Regions from separate parts of the Homo sapiens genome. Here region 2 is linked to region 1. The links are chromatin loops, found by intact Hi-C in ENCODE. Cell type or tissue: MCF 10A. All regions are shown on one strand.

Region 1 (2,500 bases):
TTAAGTATGTGGACAGAGAAGGAGACATTTTCATAAGTGTTAAATAACAAACAGAGAAATTTTCCTGAATGCTTCACTTCACATGACATTTGCCTTCATAAAGATTGCTCAGTACAGAAAAAAAAGAACTTTGAGAAACCCTTGAAAAAATGTATGAGATAGAACTGAACAGGCATGAGCTGTCATGCCTAGGATAAGTCAAAGAAGGAAGTCACCATGAAACATACAAAACAAAAGTGACATGGGAATCACGAGGTCATAGAATTAAGCCTGCCACCCGGTGGAATGTCACACAGCATGCAAATTAAAATTAAGGTCTCAGTACTGAGCTACTCAAGTAAAGGGATGAGCATTGTTGGAATATACCTTGAGTTGGACACACAAGTCCACTATGGTGAGATGTTTTTTAATGTCTCTACTAAACCTAATTTGATTCTGCAGAATATCTGCCTTAAAGTAACATTACATTTAGGTCTATCTAACTCCATTCTTTTGAAATACAAATTGGCCTACCCACTTAGTTCTCCATATGTAATATGTCAGGAATAAGAATTTTTCTTTGTAATAACTAGTCACATTAATAAACATTTCTTAGTATCTTTTGATACATAGAACAGACTCTTGCTTGAGTATTAGGAAATATGAAGAAAGTTTATTGCCCTGTGAGAAATTCGTAATTGGTCACTTGGTGAATTTGTACTTTATTGCTTTTCCTCTGAGAAATGCATTCCTTGGTTTATAAGACCTTGAAATCTCTAAGATAAAGAAATTTTGTTTCTATTAATGTTGAGAAACGTCATCACTATTATGTTTTTATGGTTGGATCTTTGGTGGTTACCCATTATCATTACAGACAACAATTTCACACTGTGCCTCTAACATTCTCAAATATATGAATTAACAAAGAAATTGTATGAAATCCTGAGAAGCACAGAAAAATGTATGTCTTTTTTTTTCTTAAGCTAGATATTTAAGAACAAGGCACAATACATCTTGAAAAAAAGATTTATAGAACTAATAAAATCTTGGCAAATAAAGCATTATGATTCCATTCACAAATGTGATAAAGACAGTAAGCTAAACTTTCAAAGCTGCATCTTAGACACTTTATCCTAACTAGGTTTTCTAAGATTTAACCACCCATGCGAATTACTATGTGTTGTGAATTTCAAGTACCATTTTTGCCTTTATTTATTGGATCTGCTAATTTTTCACTTCTGAGTCACAGCATTCCAGCTGAGTAATCATTGCATCATTATTTTAAAAAAAGGAAAGAAAGGAAGGGAGGGAGGGAGGAAGGAAGAAAATTATAAAACTCATAACTTTTTTGCAAAACAAAACCATGTTTTCCTCCAAAATACAAGAATTGACAGCAGAGTTTATGCTTTTCTCACAATTGCAAATACAGTTGACCTTTGAACAACATGCATCTGAATTGCACGAGTCCACTTATACATGAGTTTTCTTCTGCGTCTGCCACATCTGAGACAGCAACACCAATTTCTTCTCTTCTTACTCCTCCTCAGCCTACACACTGTAAACACAATGAGGATGAAGACCTTTATGATGATTCATTTCCACATAATAAATAGCAAATATATTTTCTCTTCCCTGTAATTTTCTTAGTAACATTGTTTTTCCTCTAGCTTATTTAATTGTACAAATTCAGTTGTACAAATTCAATTGCACAATTAAATAAGCTAGAGGAAAAACAATGTTACTAAGAAAGTATATAATACGTATATAAAAGCATATAATACATATATAAAATATGTGTTAATAGACTATGTTGTCAATAAGGGTTCTGGTCAACAGTAGGCTATTACTAGTTAGAAGTTAAAGGAGTCAAATGCTACATGTGAGTTTTTCATTGCATGGGGGTTGGCGCCTCTAACAACCGCATTGTTCAAGAGTCAACTGTACTTTTCATTATTAAAAAAAGAAAAAACTATACTCACTAAAAACTTAGTTGCTGATAGAAGCACTCCTAGCATCAAAATCTGTATTACCCAGAGTTTTCCAGAGAAACAGAATCCACAGGCTATGAGTGTGTGTGTTTATATGTTAATATCTAAATGTATATATATAAGCAGAGGTTCATTTTAAAGAATTGGCTCATGCAATTATGGAGGCTCAGTGTATCCAAAATCTTGTAACGTTGGTCACCGGTCTGGAGACTCAGGGAAGAGTTGAAGTTTGAGTCCAAAGGCTGTCTGTGGCAGAATTTATTCTTGTTGTGGAGGTTGAGTCTTTTTTTTCTATTTAGGCCTTTAATTGATTGGATGAAGCCCACTTATGTTACAGAGGGCTCTTTTCTTTACTCAAAAGTTCCCTGACTTATATGTTAATCTCATCTAAAAAACACCTTTACAGAAAACATCCATAATAATGCTTCATCAAATATCTGGGCACCATGGCCCAGCTGAGTTGACACATAAAATTAACCATCACAAACATAGATATAAAACCAGTTCTATCAACAGAAGAAAAACTCAAGGAG
Region 2 (2,500 bases), 100 kb before region 1:
TCTTGTATTAATTTGTTTTAAATGTCAAAATTGACAAAAATGTTCAGTGTTGAATTCTAACTCAAATGGCTATTTCTTCAAAGCATTAGATAATAGCTATGTTTTCCATGCTGTTTTCACGGAAGCAGCCAGCAAATATACCCAGAATTTTCTGTGAATTGTTGAGTATAGCAACAAAATAGATCAAATACTGGAAAAAAGCCTTAAGAGAAGTTTTAGTCATCCTGTGTACCTCATCATAAGCTATTCCAGGGAATCTCTAGCATGTGATTCACTCTGAAAACAAAAACAAGAGAAATAATTGGTATTTACTGAGAATAGTGTTTGTCAGCTCATACCTAGCTACCATTTCATTTTATCCCACAGCTTCCTCCTAACATGGGTGGACAAAAGATGAGATCATCATATTTAACAGGCACTACAGCAACAGGAAAACCTGGTGCTTTTGGAACGTAAAATTACTGAGTTTGACATGAAACTAAGAAACTGGGGTTCACATGGACTTCCTGGAGTTTAAGCATGTCTGATGTACTCAAAATGCTAAATTAGATTTCATGCACTGAGCCTCTTTATCTTTATTTTCTTGAAGATTTTGAGTGTGAATAGGCTTAAAGAAGTGTCGAGCCATTGTGGAACCACTACAACCCCTGCCATGATTACAATTCCCAGGGTATGTGATTGTACAAGTAAGTGGCATCCTCATCCTGGTCTTTTCCCCAAATTTGTTTTGAATCATGTGTAAGTTCTGTCGCCCCTCTATGCAAGCAGAATAGAGGTTGAGAGCCTATGGTTTGGAGCCTGACTGCGTGGTATCAAATCCTGACTGTGCCAGTGTGTTATATATATGTAATCAAAGCATATCATTTTGGTTTTACCTCGCTAGGATTGTTAGGAGAATTAAAAGCACTTAGAAGAGTGCTAGATATATAGTAAGTTCTGAATACATGTTATTTATTTTGTTTCTTTAGCAAAACTAGTCATATTGCATAAGATATTTTATAAAGATAAACTTCAATAATTAGCCTTGTGACTGGAAACAACATAGGAAACATTCTGGATCTTAATTAATTTCCTTAGTGGTAAGATGAGGAAATCTCAGAAATGATCCTTAAATAGTGAATGCCAAAATAGTCTATGCTAATTAATTACAATTACAGTTGCTAGTGATCATTGTAATAAAATATCTTTGAAGGATGTCTCAGATGTAAAAAAATATTAACAGTCACATTGGGAAACTGGGTTGTAGATAATAAAGTTAAACTCTGCCACTCACTGAGGATGTTTCTATCTAAGTTCTCTAGTATCTAATCATTCTTTAGTGTATTATCACTTTTAAGAGCTCAGATAGATATAGAAAGCATTATATAGTAAAATCTCTAAAATTGTAACAAGAGAAACCAAAGGATCCAAGAGGCATAGTGCTTTGTTCAAGTTAAAGTCAGCAAATTGGTGACTGGTAGCATCACCCAAGATGGCCCCCAAGGGTCACTATCTCCTGGTAATCATGTCCTTATATAAGTTTTTCCTGTTTGCCTATGGGCTGGACTTAGTAATTTGCTTCTAATAAATGTAATGAGTGGAAGTACTAGTATGAGTTTTTCTCTCTATCCCTCTCCTACTTTGTTGGAAGCCAGCTGCCAAGTCAGGAACAGCCAAAAGAAGAGGCTCAATTGGCAAGGAAATGTAGTCTCCTGCCGACGGCCATGGGAGTGAGTTTGGAAACCGACCCCCTATCCCCAGTCATCTCTTCAGGTGAGTGGTGCCCCAGGAAACAAGTTTATTACAAGTTCAGGGGAAACTCAGAATCATCCAGCTATGCTGCTCCCAGATTCCTGGCCTTCAGAAACTGTGTGAGATAAAAATGTTTTGTTGTTTTAAAATGTTCATATTAGGGTAAATTTGTTACGCATCAACAGAGTAATGATATGAAGGCAGAGCTGTTATCAGAGGATCATGTTCTTGCTGAGCAGATAGAAATTTCTTGAGTAAAGGGTGGAATCACTATTGTTTGTTTTCAGGTTTTAACAACACATTTGAACAATGATATAAAGCTCGAATTATTAGTTAAAATTGTTCAATTATTAGTTCAAAGTTGAAATTATCATTTTTAATGAGCCCATTACTCAGTCACAGGGATGGAAAGCACTGATGGCACTCCTCATTTACCAACCACCATGGCCACAGCATTTCTAGCTATTTACTGAGGCTCCACCTAATCAGGGCAGATCTTAAATCCACCTCGCCTGTTGGGGTGAATAAACACTTCTTACAATTCCTGCAGGTGACAACAACTTTGCAAACAACATTCACAGGTGGATTGGATCCTTTATATTGTGACAACAAAACCTCTAATTGAGGACTTAAAATAGATTCTATTTTTCAGACAAAGAACTATTTACCTAGCAATCTTTTCAAGTAGATCAGTGTTTTAATCATGGCTTGACACCGTGAGGAAGCATGCTAAACAGTCCCTCCTTGGTCATTAAAAATATCAGGCTTA

Evidence for each region. Peaks named below come from ENCODE experiments on the same cell type or tissue, not always from the same donor. Only the 100,000 strongest peaks of a DNase experiment are listed, where the experiment ranks them.
Region 2: it touches region 1 in a loop (11-fold over the local background); 3 of 110 quality-filtered maps call a loop at or near these places.

What each region holds. Positions count from the first base shown.
Region 1 is chr3:110,419,063-110,421,562 of GRCh38, forward strand. No RefSeq gene overlaps it. Among named protein-coding and RNA genes, the nearest start is that of NECTIN3-AS1, 650 kb to the right of the region's middle. In MCF 10A, no CTCF peak of the experiment used is centred here; DNase peaks (open chromatin) are centred at 1,239 and 1,499.
Region 2 is chr3:110,317,974-110,320,473 of GRCh38, forward strand. No RefSeq gene overlaps it. Among named protein-coding and RNA genes, the nearest start is that of MIR4445, 720 kb to the left of the region's middle. In MCF 10A, no CTCF peak of the experiment used is centred here; no DNase peak of the experiment used is centred here.